3 separate regions of the Mus musculus genome follow, and all the other regions are linked to region 1. Evidence: chromatin loops called from intact Hi-C (ENCODE). Cell type or tissue: left cerebral cortex. All regions are shown on one strand. Each heading gives the region's core, and the rest is flanking DNA. Links, peaks and the distances in the headings are about the cores only.

The links. Hi-C counts contacts between places; a loop is a spot of excess contacts. Peaks named below come from ENCODE experiments on the same cell type or tissue, not always from the same donor. Only the 100,000 strongest peaks of a DNase experiment are listed, where the experiment ranks them.
Region 2: a loop joins it to region 1, with 2.7 times the contacts of the local background. A loop is called at or near these places in 4 of 42 quality-filtered maps.
Region 3: a loop joins it to region 1, with 2.8 times the contacts of the local background. A loop is called at or near these places in 3 of 42 quality-filtered maps.

Annotation. Positions count from the first base shown.
Region 1 is chr2:28,838,993-28,844,724 of GRCm38, reverse strand. Gtf3c4 (general transcription factor IIIC, polypeptide 4) reads left to right here and starts at 4,365. Exons shown (of 5, transcript NM_172977.3): 1 at 4,365-4,842. The coding sequence starts at 4,498. It overlaps Ddx31 (DEAD/H box helicase 31), which reads right to left and starts at 4,319. Exons shown (of 20, transcript NM_001033294.3): 1 at 3,865-4,319. The coding sequence starts at 3,873. In left cerebral cortex, for the core only: no CTCF peak of the experiment used is centred there; a DNase peak (open chromatin) is centred at 4,332; H3K4me3 peaks cover 2,500 bases; H3K27ac peaks cover 1,485 bases.
Region 2 is chr2:28,687,314-28,693,182 of GRCm38, reverse strand. Tsc1 (TSC complex subunit 1) reads right to left here. Exons shown (of 23, transcript NM_022887.4): 23 at 2,011-5,869. Spaca9 (sperm acrosome associated 9) reads left to right here. Exons shown (of 5, transcript NM_027283.1): 4 at 124-271; 5 at 1,031-1,103. The coding sequence ends at 1,042. Among named protein-coding and RNA genes, the nearest start is that of Spaca9, 9.4 kb to the left of the region's middle. In left cerebral cortex, for the core only: a CTCF peak has its summit at 4,564 (motif pointing left); a DNase peak (open chromatin) is centred at 4,542.
Region 3 is chr2:29,129,316-29,135,184 of GRCm38, reverse strand. Setx (senataxin) reads right to left here. Exons shown (of 26, transcript NM_198033.2): 4 at 4,795-5,005; 5 at 1,154-1,263. Among named protein-coding and RNA genes, the nearest start is that of Setx, 7.3 kb to the right of the region's middle. In left cerebral cortex, for the core only: a CTCF peak has its summit at 4,463 (motif pointing right); no DNase peak of the experiment used is centred there.

The DNA of each region.
Region 1 (5,732 bases), core at 3,233-5,732:
CGCCCCATATGCCAACCATCAGTTTAGGGTTTACAACCAGATTCTTTGGCTTCATCTGAAATGGGGGTGGGGGAAGACACACAATCTCAGTCCGTTCATCTAGCAGTCCTCCATCCATCTGAACTGTTAAGTTGCCCAAGATGAGAGTGGGAGCAGGAAGAGAGAAGTGTCCTGCCAGCTGACATTAATCAATTCAGTCCATTCTAAGGGAAGCAAGAATCTACTTTGTGATTAAGCACTCATACTTATTAAGTTAAACTACACCCCTAGGAGTCCGTTTTATGTGAGAACAGAGACACACAGGGAAATGAAATCTGTTCTTTATTTTTTAACCAACAAAGCATGTTAAGACAAGACCATTTGTTAAATGGGATGTCGAACCAGTGCGTGCCCAGGAAGTGGAAACTGTCATTACTGTTCTTCCCTAGGGCTTGGATCTGTCGTCTTTTTCCCTTGAGCTGCTCAGATTCAGATGGTCTGGAGTCAGTTCCTACTTGCCATCCCCACTCCAAATGAGAGCGTCGCTCCATCCATCACTGCTATCGTACTGTTTCCAACCCTCCTTGCCTTTAGAGTCCCTGCCTGATTGCTGATCACAGACACACCGTCAGGTGCTTCTCACCTGTTGCCTGTCCTCACAACACGAATGTGATGCATGCATTTGCATGGTGCCCAAACTTCTAGAACAGGGAGTCTCAACAGTTCTCCTTTCCTTTGGGGGGGCAAACAGCCCTTTCACAGGGGTTGCATACCATATATTTACATTGTGATTCATAACTGGAGCAATAGTAGTTATGAAGTAGCAATGAAAATAATTTAATGTTGGGGTCACCACAGCATGAGGGATTGTATTAAAGGGTTGCAGCATTAGGAAGGTTGAGAACCACTGCTCTAGAAGAAACATCTTTACTTCCAGCCTGAACAAGGCTATGAGTAGCCAATGCCTTCAGTTTTAGTATACATTCTCTTCCTCTTTACTTGAAACAATGACTTGTGTTTATACAATCACTTGTTACACAAAGACTGTCAGCTTCAGACCAATCTACCAATGAAAAGGAGAAGTTTCTTTTCCTGGCAATCATAAGAATTCCTCTAAAGAATTCAATGAATACAATTTGAAATATTGAATATTAGTAAAATAATCCTACTTCATCTTAAAATTTGTTTCTGCAAAGTTCCAAGTTTATGAATTTTCCAGATAAAGGAAAATAAAGCCAGCTTTCATGTCTGTTGGGTCTTTTGTCAGAGAGCACAAGATTTGCAAGCCTCACCTGACAGTTACAAAAGGCCTGAAGGTCACCCTACCACAAGTTTCTTGAGCAGAACTAGCAGTCTCAGTCCACAGAGCTCCTCCACTCAGGATGGAACCTATTCTGTTCCAAGCCACTCTCAGGTTTAGGAGGCTTTTCAACCAATCAAGATTAGACTTGCCTCCTTGAGTCTCCAGGTCCCATCATGATGAATGGTACTGCAGCAACAGCAAGCAGAGGGTCTCCCTTATTACACATCTTCCCTCTTCCCGTCCTTAGACTAAACACACCAGGTAGCACACAGACTGAGACACCTGCAAATTCTACTCACCCGTTACAGACAAGTCAGAGTCTCTCAAAAACAAGTACTCAGAAGCTAACACGACAGCTCACACATAGAAGCCCAGCACTCACAAGCCTAAGGCAGGAGGACTGCTGAGTTTTAGGTCAGCCTGGGCAACAAAGTGAGTTCCCAGCTACCAGGCTAGAGTAAGACACAAACAAAACAAGTGCTAAATTCAAGCAGGTTCTCCACGGCTGTTAGGCTAACACTGAAAAATCTCCAGGGAGATCTAGGAAGCCTCTAGAATACAACCTCTACCCATCTCCTCAGCTTCAAGTTCACCTTTACCCTTTGCCAGTCTTTCTTAAATTCCCAGAATGTACTGTGCTCTTCCATGAAGATAATGCTGAGATGCCTGATTAACGATAGCCTATTTGGCTAGAAAAGATCATATAGTCATGTTTCTTTGAAGGCTATACATCAAATGCTGAAAGTTATTTCTGGGAATGGCAACTGTAGGAGGGGTTATATCTTTTAATTTTTCTTAAATGAAACTCTATTACTTTAATAACCAGAAAACATCCTTAAGAAAATATTTTTCATAGTATTAAGACAGAGCAACCCAATTTAAGCTGTGAAGGGTCTTCCAAATAGTCTATTAGTTATCCACACCGAGCTCCCTCATTAAGCATATCTGCTCAGCACATCTTCCACTCCCACTTGGATACATAAACCAAAGCACAGATTATCAAGGCCTCGGTGGGTACCTGCAGTACCGTTATTAGTTTGGGTGTGAGCACATATGTCATGGTCAGCATGCAGAGGTCACCTGACAACTATGAGCTCTCTCCTTCCCCCTTTACATAAGTCTTAGGATTAAACTCTGAACATCAGACTCAGCCACAAGCACCTTCACCCACTGAGACATCTCACTGGCCTCTATTGCCTCCCCCTCCCCCTTTTTTTTTTTTTTTTTTTCCTTTTGAGAGAAGTCCTCACTATGTGGTTCTAGTTGTCCTGGAACTCATTATGGTCTCAAACTCAGAGATTCAATGGCTTCTACCTCCTCGGTGCTGGGATTAAAGGCATGTGCCACCACACCCAGCCTGCATTATCTCTTAATCACTTTTGAAACAACAGTTGAAGTAACGATAAAATCTGTTCACTCAATTAAATTTTGAATTTCTTTTTCTTCTTCTTTTTGTATAGTTGAGGATGGAACTCAAAAGCCTTGCATAACTGGGTAAGCAAGATGCATGTTCCTGCTACAGGGCTGGGCATATGCCACAAGCCTGATTCAATGCTGCTGACCTAAGGCAGCTGTCTACTTCCTCAAAGGAAACACAATTGATTTTATTTCTATTACTGGCACATAGCAACTGCCTCTAAGGACCAGACAATATGCAGTTATTGCAGGTATCCCATTGGAGTCTCATAACAATCTTCTATAAAACAAATTCGTGTTCCTATTTATGGATAGGAGAGACTAACTCCCCCCAAGTCACATAGACTACTGTATTCCAAAGCTGACATCTATACCAGCCCAGGTCTACCCTACAGTAAATCCTATGCCCTCTCCTCCACTATCCGGAGGGTTGTCTGTATTTCTCCTCCCACATAGTTTCAACTATACCAATGGCTTGCTGAAGAGTCCTTACTCATCACCTTCTAAGCTTAATAAGGTCCCTCCTTCCTTCTACCAAGGTGCAACTAGGCAGTGGGTGTGTTAGTCAAAGGAGTTTAAAAGCATTGGTTGACCTGAAACTGGCTGGGCAATTTGTATTTCATTATTATCTTTTGGGTGAGGGGGATGAAGCCTCCTATCACATCTTCCCACTTTCAAGAAGATAAACCAGCAACCCTAAAACCATCTTTTTGCTGTAAGAGTCACTTTTCTCCTCTCGAGGGAACGGATACGTGGATGAAAACGTCCCGTTTAAAAGCTCAAAGAACCGAGTCCAGTCTCCATTCCTAACAGAAGTGACCCTTCCTGCCAGCAGAAGACCTGGCTCCCGACAGTTAAGACCTCATGTCTCAGGCATTATTTTCCAGCTTGGATACACCCAGCCTCCAATCCTTATGCTGACTAGTCCCCCGTCCCGTCCCCCCCTCCCCCCAGCTAGTCTCAAGAACTTGACTAGTTACTACAGCCTGCAATTCTAACCTAAGTTCTCAGACAATCTCAGGAGCCCGCCGGTCTCTTGCTCCCAAGGCGGGGTTCCCCGCTCGTTCACGTGTTTCCGAGAGCAGCCCGGCAGCCCCTCTGGACATCTTAAAGAACTCGACCGGACCTGATCACTGTGGCACCTCCCGGGCTGGGGTTGCACTCACCCGCTTCATCTGGACCTGAGTGCGTCCGAAGCACGTCCTGGAAGGCCGGTCAGGCAAAGTGCTGCAGACAGTAGCCAAAGCCCAAGTGCGGAGCCGCGGAACCAGCAGGGAGCCCAGGTAGCACGTGGAGAGGGAGGATCTTCGCAACTATCGCCGGTCCGCCGCCGCCCCTTCCGGGTCCGGGAGCCGGGACGGCACGCACCGGCGGGAGACAAGAGGCCTCACACGCCTCCGAAACCGGAAGAGGCCGAGCGCCGCCCACCCAGCAGGGTCTCCTTTAGCCACCACGCTGGTCTTCTCAGCTTTTCAGTCACCCACGGAGGCTCACTCTCCCGTGGGCTCTTAGTCGGACCTAGCACCCAGTGTCTAGGAAAGGGACTCTCTGAAGCGCCCACCTTCTCCGCGTGTCTGCAGGCGCGCCTCGGGTCAGCCCTACCGGAGCGCACTTTCCAGACAGGCAGCTCCACGGCCATCTAGCAGGGTGGCGTTGCCTAGCAACGACGGGGTCCTTTCTGGCTCGGTGGCGCTCGGGGCCTGCGGGGAGTGAACGGGCGCGGAGGGCGCTGGGAGAGGCCGGGGCAAGGTGGCGAGCGTTCAGTGTGCCGGTAACCCGACCTCCTCGCTCCTAGTAAGATGAGCGAGGCGGACCAGGCCCTGGTGGGGCCCAAGGCCGACGAGCCCTCGCCGCCCGCAGAGGAGAAGGACGAAGGGGGCGGGAAGGAGGCGGCTGCCGACGCGGCCCCCGGGCCCAGCGCCTCGTTTCGCCTCATGGTGACTCGGCGGGAGCCTGCCGTGAAGCTGCAATACGCGGTGAGCGGGTTAGAGCCGCTCTCCTGGTCTGAGGACCACCGCGTGTCTGTGTCCACGGCTCGCAGCGTCGCCGTGCTGGAGCTTATCTGCGATGTGCACAACCCAGGCCAGGATCTGGTGATCCACCGCACCTCGGTACCCGCACCTCTCAACAGCTGCCTCCTCAAGGTAAGTCGCCTCCACCGCTTCTCCCGCGGACGCGCCACGGATCCCAAGGGAAGCTGGCCTGCACCCGGCTCTAGGATTCCATGTGCATCCAACTCTTAATGAAGGGGCTAGCCTCGCCGCAGCTTTTAAAAAGTCGTGCAAGCGTCTTCACTGTTCCTAGACACCCCCGCCCCCCCAGCCAGGATCCGCTATCCATTCCTTCATTACTGGTGGATGGAACAGTTAGAGCCGTTAGCCCCGGGATTTCTGGAACTCTTGTGACTCCACCCCGCAGCTGACCCAACCCCTGACCTGTCTACCGTTGCTCCTATTGTCTGGGGCCAACTCCCCAGGCCCTGGGCTGGCTTTGTGTTTTCATTCTGTAATGCAAGCGCCCTCCTCTCGCGCCACTTTTGCTTTGAGAAGAAAAACTGATCTATTTCGTTACCTGTTTGACGGTTTCATTGTGAACGGTCCTTGTGTCTCCTTGGGTAGACAGCTCTTAAATCTGGAAGTGTGATGAAAAATAAAACCTCGGAGAGCATCAGGTGCTTAGACTTCCAAGTCCAAGGTCTCTGTAACTCTATAAATTTACTGCCTTCAACTTCATATAACCCAAGTTTGCTCCTGAACTGTAGAGTTTCTAATTTTTGTTGTATTAATGTAACCATTTTCAAACATGGTTTACTTTAGTGAGCGATGTTCCTTTTCATAGTCTATAAATGTAAAAACTTACTTTTATTTTATTTATACCTTCTGTATGTATATGCAGTAGGTAATCTGTCAAAGTGGGTGTGTGTCAAGTGAGTAGGTGCCCAATGGAGTCTGGGATAAATCAGAGTAGAGACAGCCCCTGCCCTCAAGGAGGTTATTTATCCTTTGGCAGGTCATGAACAAATAATGTAGTCTTA
Region 2 (5,869 bases), core at 3,019-5,518, 150 kb after region 1:
GAACTTTCTGAATCAGAACACATAAGGACAGAGCCTAAGTTTATGTGTGTCTAGTTCTTACACCTCTAGTCCATGAGATCAAGTTCCCTCAGTAAGTCTCACCACCTGCTCACTATCCTGCAGGTATCCGCACGAAGTGGTTAACCACCTCAGCTGCGATGAGGCCAGGAACCACTATGGAGGCGTGGTCAGCCTCATCCCTATAGTCCTGGACTTTATGAAAGAGTGGATTGCTCATTCTGAGAAGCTGCCTCGCAAAGTGCTGCAGCATGTGAGTGAAATCCCGGGTAACCTGGCAACCGCAGCACCAGCCACTACCAGACCTGCCCAGCCCACGGTTACCCAGCAGTGGTTAGGAAAACACAAGTATAGGCAGCTTGCAAAAGAGAGCATCAAACCTAGTGGGAAAGACAAAGACACCCCGAGACCACCCTGGAGGCCACCTGGTGGGAAACTGTAACTGCTGTCAATGTACTTGGCTTCCACTGGTCATCCATTCTCGCTAGGGCCAATACACTATTGAGAATCTCTCTCTTGCCTTTCACTTCTAACATTTCCGCCTCTTGACCTCCGTGTTGATGAAAGGATCCCCTCTCATGGAGCTGCCCAGACAATATGGTGTTGGCAGGGTGCGTCCCAGAGGAAGGACGATGTGCTGATGCCCAGGCCTCCTGCCCACACTGTGGCCTCTGGCTCTGTAGAATGCCAGCTGGAGGGGAGCCCACTTAGCTCTTTGACCCACAAAGGCAAACTGAAGATGAGCTGGAAGGTCTCTCATCAACAAGTGTGTGGATTAGAAGGCTGAGCTCACTTGTGTTCAGGTCTTGAGACCAAAATAAGGGATGTTTGCTCTTTTAGTTGAGAGAGGGAGACCATGGCAGAAGTCAGAAGAATTCTGTTTTGTGTCTCGTGAGGAGGACAAGCAGCCTGGTCTTGATGGCAGTCTAGTCTACCCACACTATAAGATGTATAATCCTGGCATCTCAGCTTGACAGATGTGAGGTCTGACTGTTGATTTTTCCCTTCACAGGGGACGACATAGCTTCTGTACTGTTGCTTCCTCAGGGGGAGACATTCAAGAATAAAGTGTTCTACCACTTCTCTGCCTGGCTTGGTTTCCTGGGATTTACCCGACAAAATCCCTGTACTTGTAAGACACCAGAGGACACTGGGTAGTAGCCATACAGTCAAAGGGCCCTCCTGAACATCACCAAGGCCTCTGCAGCCAAGCCAAGCACTTACCTTCAGAGCAGACTGCCTCTGGAAAGCTCAGGCCACTGAGGCCAGCCTGCAGGCTTCTCCATGGGTGAACTCTCTGTCTGGTAAGAGACCTATTCAGACAAGAGACCAATTCACACAAGCAAAAAACTGCCACCACCGTCTCCTGCTGTTAAGATGGGCAGTGCAGCTGGGCAGTGGTGGCGCACACCTTTAATCCCAGTACTTGGGATGCAGAGACAGGCAGTTTTCTGAGTTCGAGGCCAGCCTGGTCTACAGAGTGAGTTCCAGGACAGCCAGAGCTACCCAGAGAAACCCTGTCTCAAAAAAAAAACAAAACAAAAACAAAACAACAACAACAAAAAAAGATGAGCAATGCAGTAATTACATGTCCTGGGTGAAGCACTGCCCTGTAGTTTGTACAGTTTCTGCCCACTCTTACCTCTGCTCGATACTTGAAGGGCAGGGGCACCAGGCAAGCAGGTGGTAATGGCATATCACAATACAGCTGACCAAGAGCAGGGTAAGCTTCTGCTAGGTTCCATCAGAAGGACTTGGGATGGAGACTAGGGTAGCCATGCTATTGGAGGTAGCCCTCTTCCACACATTGCTTTTACGTAGGGCCGTGAGTTTTAGACTGATGAATTATTTGTTCTCCAGCCCAAGTCCAGTAGCTGTTACTAACCGTCCACCCCCGTCCATGCCACCATGCAGTCTGCTCACAGTGCCTTGGACCATCTCATTCACCCACACGTCCCCACAGCCAGCACAGAGTCACTCCATCAACACTGCGGAGTGCAAAACAATAAATCTTTATTTGTTCACAGTTAAACACAAGCAACTGCCTTGACATTTTAGAACATTCTAAAGACAGCAAACCTTTGATTCCATTCACTGAGACTGTCCCATGTTCTCCTGCAGCCCATATTTATGGCATCTGATTTGGATTGTTTGACATGCTTTTAAGATCATATCTTAGTGGGAACATTTAAACCTTTTGAGAAGTGACTTCCATTGAACTAAAAAGTTTTTTTTTTTTTAAAATCTGATTCGTTTTCACTGATGGGAATATCACACCCCCCCTTAAACTCCCAAGTTAGCCATATCTGCTTCATCCATGATTGATTATAAAACTAAACTATGTCTTAGCAAAACCTGCTCCTCTGCATCATGTTTGTGGTCCAGTCTCATGAAGGGTGACCATTGAATCTTCCTAGTGCAAAAAAACGCCTGCCTGCCTGCCTCTGGTTTGCCAGGGAGTCAACAGCATCAAGTCCTCCTCTCCCTTCCGACACTGTGTGAGCAGAGGCAGGAGGAGGCGTCAGTCTGGAGCCCTTGATCCCCAGGGGTCTTATGAAAGACCATCCTCCAGTGGCTCAGGCTGCCTACTTATCCAGGGGTGGATAATACTGGGGCTCCGGGAAGGGAAGGACACCTCTCTGCCCCCATTAATTTCATTCTGACACCAAAAGTGGTTAGGATGCAGTTTGTTGTAGCTACTGCTGCTCTTCTATACAGCATTTAAAAACTCAGGGTGATACCAGAGACAGAAGCACTGCTCCCCTGAACACACCAGGGGCTCACAAACCAGGAAGCTGAATAACAAGGGTGGAAGCAGCAGCCCAGTGATGTCCCCCCACCCTCCTACAGGCTAAACCCAGGGCAATGAGGCGCCTCTGGGTGGACACAAACATCCTCACACTGGCTGTGTTTCCAGTGCACATGGCAGTGGGTTTAAAGCATGGCCCTGGGGCGAAGGTGCAGCGGACTCAGTCCTCGGCTGCAGGGCCACTGGCCTCTGGCTGAGGCAGACCACATGCTGCAGTGCAAACTGAGCCTGTGCAATGCCCACACCTCTACCAGGGTGTCCTGTGTCTCCCACCTTACCATGTGGCATGCCTTTGCTACTTAGTTCTGACCTCAGGTGTATGGTCTTCCCTCCGCCGTCCCCCCCCTCCCCGCCCCCTGGCTGGCTGGGCACACTCACTTAGTCGTCACCCCTTGCTTTCTAAGCTTCCTGCCAGCCTGAGCTCTGTGGTCAGCTCACAGCTCCTTTTATCCTTGACTACTAACATTTTCTCATTCTCCTTTGAGCACTAGAGCCCACAGACTCTGCAAGTGATCCTGAGTCTATCGCTTGTCACCTATGGTGCCACCACCAACCTGGGAGGTGCTTGGTCACTGGCTACAGCAGCATGGGGCAGAGAGACTTTTGTCTGCTTTTTAAACCACCAGTGGCTACCAGACTTTTCCTGGGTTGTGACAGCTTGCCTTCTAAGAAGAGTGACTCCCTGCTAATCATGTCACACAGTTGGAACCTTCTGCAGCTTAGTCCAGAAGATTAAGCCTTTTTTCCCCCGAAAGAGGTCAGCACTCACTGCTGGTGCCTGGAGATGCCACTTAGAGCCTGTCTCCTCATGCTCCCTGCCATGTTGCCCTGGCTCCTAAAGCACAGTCTTAGCTTGCAGGCAGGGATATTACATAGAAATATGCACTTAGCTCTTCTCCTGGGCACCCATCTCCTACACTGCAGTGACATGGTAGGGCTGCTTCTAACAGATTCTGGACTGCATGAGACACAGCCTCCAGTTTCCTTGGAGCCCGTTAGCAAGCACAGCACACAGTCCGAGTGATGACAGGATGAAGGCCATTCAACCCCCCACCCCCTCCCCACACTATGCCACCATGAAACCCACCAGGGTTTCTACTCCTTGGCCCAGGACTCCAGCTGCTCCTCAGAAGCTTCCTGGTGCGCACAACTAGACCAGGTGACCTACTGACTCCTAGGTCAACTGTCACTGCTCTCTAAAACAGAAGCCTCCACCCAACCACCCACTGACCCTGAAGTCCTTTGAAAGGAGTCAATGTTTAGGTTAAGTGCCTTAAAGATGTCTCAGGGGCACAGTCCTCCAACCTTAGGTGGGAAAGTCTTAACAGCCTTCTAGAACTCAAGCCACATAGGATGCTCAGGCTCTGTCGCTGGGTATGGGAAGAGGTTGGAGGAAAGTGCAGAAGGCCCAGGTGAAGTCTGTGGAGATGGCAGCCTGCATGTTAGCTTACCTTACCATGCTCCTCTCCAGAAACTTTCATCACCTGTACAGTCTAAGTTTTCTTCCTAAATGCTCTGTTCTCTGACAGACCTTGGTGGTGGAGGTGGTAACTCTTGGAAACTGTGACTACCTGTGAGATCTGTCAATCTGCCCACTTCTCCAATGGCTTGGGTGAGAGAATCCTGGGTCTTAAGCTTTGCTTTGGGCAGAACTACATGAAAAAGCATGCCATCACTGTCACCCACACTCCAAGTGTTCAGGGGCAGTGGCTGCCCTCTGCTGGTCTGAGGGGTTAGTGGCACGCCTTCCTGTGGGCGTTAAGTCTTGCCTTACTTAGGGATGCTAGGATATTTACTGCCACACTTCAGACTTTCATCCTCAGGCTGTAAACTTTCCTATTCAGTAAGATTCGTACCATTTTGTTGTTGTTTTTAGCTTTGTTGTAGCTAAACCCTCTTCTTACAGAATAGAAACAAGCAATCCAAGCTCATGGCTCCTTCCTAGTCTCTCCTTGCCTGGGCCAGAATATCAGGCAACAATTCTTTCACTTCGAGCATTTATTTCAGGAGCATTGGTTGAGTTTGGATTCTGCCACCACTGTGTTCTGGCAGTGACCAATGTCACCTCTTGTGAGCATGAGGCCAGGCAGTGGTATAGGCCACCAGCCTTTATCAGACTCTGAGTTACTCTGCTGTTCCTAACAGAAATGTTTGATATGAAGCTCCAGGGAGGGTCTTTCCTGAAGTTGGAGTTGGTGTAAAAGCTGTGAGAACCTAGTAAGGTGAGGCAACCCCTCAGCCGAGAGTGATCATCACATAAGCTCCTAGGAGGCCCTGACTTCCCGAGCCTGTCTGCTGCAGCATCACAAGGCAGCTGGACCCGAGGGGACCAAGGGGAGGCAAACAGGCTGAAGGGTGGAACCATGACCAGCCAGAGGCACACATCCACATAAGCACGGGCATCGTAGGTGCCTCTCCTAGTGACCACTCCCCACTGTCTGCAGATTGCAGAACGAACACCTGTACACCCACCCACAGGCAGCATGGTGCCAGCATTCAAGCAAATACCAAATAAATAAGAGGTAGTGGGGCAGAGGGGTAAGAGCTTTCCAGAGAGTTAAGGCAGTGTGGCCTCCACAGTGGCAACTGCACTGTCAAAGCAGCTGGTATTCTCACAGAACCTTCTAGGAATCATATCAGAGCTGCCAAGAAAAGGCAGAGGTGAGTGAGCCAGTTTCTCTAGATCTGTGGCTTAGATGCTGAACTTCAGAACCAAAAGCAGTGGGAACGCTCCTGTAAAGACAGCTCTGTAGGCTCTATCCTCCTGCAAGGGACAAACTGGACTTACCTGCAGTGCCACTAGTTGCCTGGTCTACCCAAGAGCCACCCAGTTGTCTGAACCTCAGGAAAGCAGAGTGGCATATTGGACCCAAAGATGAAATTTGGCCTCATATTGCACAGGTTCAAATGACATAACCATTTGGTGGGAGGAGAGAGTGAAGCACAGACCCTCAATCAGTACACACTGCTGGGTAAATGAAAGGCTAGGGGAGGTGAAGGAAGCGTCTCAATGCCAGACCCAAAAGCCACCATCCCACTCTC
Region 3 (5,869 bases), core at 3,019-5,518, 290 kb before region 1:
CTACTACACCCTGCAGTATGTGTACAAGCAAAACATCTTTTCTTGCCATTATTTTGGCAAAACAGACTTTTCAGCAATTGCCGTAAAGTATTGACTCCATTCTAACTGCTGGTGTACATGGAACTGTATGTGTAGGCTGTCTCACGATCTGTTTCTATGCTCAGGGGTGACGTAAAATATTGACTCCATTCTAACTGCTGGTGTACATGGAACTGTATGTGTAGGCTGTCTCACGACCTGTTTCTATGCTCAGGGGTGACATAAAGTATTGACTCCATTCTAACTGCTGGTGTACATGGAACTGTATGTGTAGGCTGTCTCACGGCCTGTTTCTATGCTTAGGGGCGATCTCTGCATCTGTTCTTGGCCACTCTCTGAATTTTATCTTTCTCATCTCTAGCACCTTGGAATTTTTCTTGCTCCAACCTATCCCCTATAATTGCACCCCTTCAATCCCACTTATTAGCAAAATTAATATTTCAATGCCATTTCCATGTATCTCAGCAACAAAGTGAGACTCTTCTATTAGTTCAGTTTGATACTATGCTGGTTAATTTTGTCAACCTAACACAAACCTAGAAATATTTCGAAAGAAGAAATCTCAATTTAAAAACAAAAAAGTCTGTGGTACCATTTTAATGACTGACATGGGAGGGCTGAGCCCACTATGGGTGGTATCTCTTCTCCCCCTAGACAGATGGCTCTGGATTGTACATGAAAGTATGCTAAGAAAGGCAGTAAGTAGTATTCCTCCATGGTATCTGCTTCAGATCCTGCTTCCAGGCTCCTGATTTCCTTTGATAGACTGTGATGTGGCAGTATATTATGAACCAAATCCTTTCCTTCCTTCCAAAGTTGCTCTGACCAGTACTTTATCACAGCAACATAAACCCTCACTGGGACAGACACGCTGAAAGACAAACTACTTTTCTTGTCTTTTAAACTCAAGTATCACCTATCAGCAAGTATTCTCCTGCCCTCTTAAATTCACGACACTCCCAATAATATACTGGTCTACCTAAATGCACAAATATAAAAAGAGTAAAAACCTTAACCAATATTTTAAACAAAATACATACTAAATCTATAATTAAAGCTATCTAACACGTACAAAGTAAAGCCAATACTAACACTGCCTACCACTCACACTCACCATTTCATTGGGATGAACCAAAAACAAATAGATGCCTGGATATTTGTCAAAAACCTGAAAGGAGCAATTGTTTTGTTCCATTCGGCAAAGCGCTTCCACACACAGTTCATCTAGATAGAAAGATAACAAATGATTAAATTTTGGGCCTCAAGAGGCTAAAAATGGCTCTTAGGTTATTTTGTAAATAAACGTTAATCATTTTTTTTTAACAAGGCATTAAAAACTCTTATGCTCACGCCTTTAATCCCAGCTCTCAGGAGGCAGAGGCAGGCGGATTTCTGAGTTTGAGTCCAGCCTGGTCTACAGAGTTTAATTGCAGGACAGCCAGGGCTACACAGAGGAACCCTGTCTCAGGGGAAGGGGGGGAAAAAAACCACCCTTATGCTGCAATTGTTGGTAAGACCAATATTTACCTATTTATTATATACACACACATATACATATTTATATATGTATGTAAATATATGTACATATATGTATGTGTATATGTATATATATATGTGTGTGTATATATATATATTTTTTTAATGCTGGAAATCAAATCTAGTTCTTAAAACACGCTAGGCAAACTACTACTGAGTTACATTCCAGCTCTGAAAGACTTTTCATTGTGATTATGAATGGAATTTACTAAAACATGTATTTATATTTTCGGTAATTATTTCCAACATATCTCAGTAGCATGGTTACAGGTCCAGTATCTTGCACCTGGACTAAAGTTAAAACAAGGGAACGTCTTCTCCTAATGGATAGTCATCTCATCTGCATTTATTAATCAATTAACTTTCTCTATCAGATTTAAAAAATCAATTTAAATCAACTTTAATTTTTAAGCCAAGCTTCAAAAAAATACTATACTAATAACAAGCTAGCTTTGGAGGACGATTTTTTTTTTTTTTTGGTTTTTCGAGACAGGGTTTCTCTGTATCGCCCTGGCTGTCCTAGAACTCACTCTGTAGCCCAGGCTGGCATTGAACTCAGAAATCCACCTGCCTGGGAAGGATTAAAGGCGTGCGCCACCACGCCAAACTTGGAGGATGATTTATGACTCCATCAGCTTACTGGGAACTGCTGCAATACTTTTTTATACATGAAAGTATAAACAATCTTCAAGCTTATATACACTTTAATGGATTTTTAAATTTTTTAAATATCTTTATGTATATGAATATTTTGCCTGCACGCATGTTTGCACACCAAAAAGATCTGTGCCCACAGAGATCAGAACAGGATGGGCTGTCAGATCCCGAAGAGTCTGGAGTTACTGATAGTTGTGAGCTGCCATGCAGGACCTGGAAACTGAATAAGTCTTCTACAAGAGCAGGAAGTGCACTTAACTGCGGGGCTATCTCTCCAGCCCTGGCATTCATCTATGGATACATTTGGTTTTTTTTTTTTAAATAAATGTTTAAAGGGCATAAGAAATGGCTCAGGTGTTGAAAGCCAAAGCACTGACTACTCTTCCAGAGGACCTGGAATTTGACTCCAAGCACCTGCATGGTGGCTCACAACGATCTTTAATTTAACTCCAGTTCCAAAGGGTCAAACATCTTCCAAACTCTTTGGGTCCTTGCGTATATGAAGTGGATAGACATACATGCAGACAAAATATTCATACACAGAAAAAAATATTAAGTGAAAATGTTTAAAAGATCTTCAGTTTAAAAACCAAATTACTTGGAATATAGTAATGTATCTAATCAAAAAGAAGTACTTGGGGCCTGGCGGTGGTGGCGCACGCCTTTAATCCCAGCACTTGGGAGGCAGAGGCAGGCGGATTTCTGAGTTCAAGGCCAGGCTGGTCTACAAAGTGAGTTCCAGGACAGCCAGGGCTATACAGAGAAACCCTGTCTCGAAAAACCAAAAAAAAAAAAAAAAAAAGTACTTGGTGACATAAGCCTATAATGCCAACATCCCAGAGGGATTCACCAATCTCTAGAGATCAAGGCCAGCATGATTTACATGGTCAGTACTAGTGTAGCCAGGGCTACAAGGAGAGACCCTGTTTCAAAAAGACTTTAATTAAAGGAAAATAAAAAATATCACAGTAAAATAAAAACTGCATAAAGTGTGTATTTTATAGTGCAAGTCACATAGCAAAAAAAAAAGGTATAGATGGGCCGGGTGGCAGGAGCCTGTAAATCCCATATCCTGGGGAGGCTGAAGTGAAAGGATCTCAAATTCAAAGCCTGCCCAAGCTACAGAGTGAATTCAAGGCCAGCCTGGCAACTTAGTGACATGCTGTCTCAAAACAGACAATACTAAGAAGGCTAGAGAGGGGCTGGAGAGATGGCTCAGCCTTAAAGATCACTGGCTGCTCTTCCAGAGGTCCTGACTTCAATTCCCAGCAACCACATGGTGACTCACAGCCATCTGTAATGGGATCCAATGCCCTCTTTTGGTGTGTCTGACAGCTACAGTGTACTCACATATAATAAATAAATAAAGGCAGCTAGGGATATAGAGTGCTTGCCTAAGGTGTGCAGAATTCTGGGTTCAATCCCCAGTACAACACCAAAACAAACACCCATGTGTGTGCAGAGAGACTATTTTGGATTAAGAAAAAAATGTAACCAACTCAATGTGTTGTCATTAGTCACTCTAATACAAACTGGCCACGGCCACATACCACATTTGTAACTATTGAGCATACTGTATGTCCTAATGTGTTCTTTACACCTGGTATATATGTTGGCCCACACTTCTTCCAACTCAGGAGGCTAAGCTAGGACTTTGATTTCGAGGCCATCCTGGATGGACAGAGAGTCATAGTAAGAAATGCAAACGCAGCAAAACCTGCCTATTGTAGAACCTATTTGGATGGGTATACCATGCTCGCTCCAATTTGTCTGAAAACAAAGTATTAAGTCTTTTTTTTTTGGTAAAGAATTATTTTATTTTATTTTATTTTATTTATATGAGTACACTGTCACTGTCTTCAGACACACCAGATGAGGGCATCAGATCCCATTACAGATGGTTGTGAGCTACCATGTGGTTGCTGGAAATTGAACTCAGGACCTCTGGAAGAGCAGCCATTACTCCTAACCCCTGAACCATCTCTCCAGTTCCCACAAAATATGGAGTATTCTAACTATATATTAAAGCCAAATGATTTTCATCTCAGATAAACAAATTTAAAAAAAATGTTTTTTGTACCAAAGGCCTCACACATATACCAAGCTAATTAAGTACTCTGCCATTAAGCTATACTCAGACTAGTTTTTTACATGTATTATTTTATGTGTTTGTGTGTGTACCAGTATATATACCCAAGTACATATGTTTATGTATATCACATGACTGTGATATATGCCCATATAAGCCACAAGAGGGCATTAAATCTCCTGGAGCTGTAGTTATGAGATATGTGGCTGGTGATCAAACCCAGGTCTTCTGCAAAAGTAGTAGGTGTCTTAACCACCAGGCCATGTCTCCAGGCCCAACAGACCCCAATTACGTTTAAATATTTTATGTGTATAAGTTTTTGTATGTATAAGTTTGTGCACCAGGTGTGTACCACCATGTAGGTGCTGGAAATTGAACCCAGATCCTTTGGAAGAGCTGTCATGCTCTTAAATGCTATAGCATTTCTTCAGTCTCAACTCCAACTCTTAAACTTATACACCCAAGATACTCACTAACACGCTCATGCAGAAGCAAGTAAGGGTACTTCAGTATTTCAAAAAGAGGAACTCGAAGCTTATTTTCAAAATCTTGGCCACTACAGTCAAACAGCTGTTCCTCTCCATTGTTGTCTACTATATATAAATCATCGTCATCTTCAGCTTCTGCCTTCATGGACTTCTCAAAGTGACTTACGAGGCGTAAGGTTTCTAGCTCCCATAAAACCTGCAGAAGGATGAAAACAGGCAATATTTTTTATCCTAACAAAATACGCTATGTGTGAATCTTTCCTATGGAAAACTGCCTGGAGGTGCTGGCGTGTACTTTTACTCCCAGCACTCAGGAAGCAGAGGCAGGAGGATCTCTGTGAGTTCAAGGGAAGCCTGGTCTACAGTGAGTTCCAGGACAGCCAGGGCTACACAGAGAAACCCTGTCTTGAAGAAATGAGAAGCTTAAAGTAGCACCCATCACACAGACATAACTTGGAACTAAAGGTTAGCAAGGCAGTGAGTACTGAGGTCTCACCTAATGTTTGAATTCCCAATGCAGGTAAAAGTTGTTTACATGATTGCAGTCCAAAAAATACTAGATGTATCTGAATTTAGTTTGAAAAAGCAAATATGGTTTAAGAGGTGTGATGTAGCTCAGGAGTTAGGTACTCACTCACCTAGCCAGCATGAAACTCGTGTTCCATGCCTAGCATAGATAGACTTGAGTGTGATGATACATACCTGAAACCCAAACACTGGAGAGGCAGAGGCAAAAGAACCAGAAGAACTCAAGAGCACCACCAGCTCTATAGAGAATTTGAAGGCAGTGTGAGCTAAACACCCTATCTCAAACAAAAAAGATTTCTCTTGACACCAACAACTTAGCTATATAAGTTTTGGAAATAAGGCTTAACTTTCAGCCTATCTTGGCTTTTACCATGCCTTCCTCACTAAGCACATCTAGCTTTTGCCTAAGATATGATGTGCTACTCTTCCTTTTACTTGAACACTTTACACCACTATAGGTGGACTAACTTCACAAGGGTTATCTCAGGAACTAAGGAAGCCTAAGGAGATGGAAAGAGACAGGAGCTGTCTA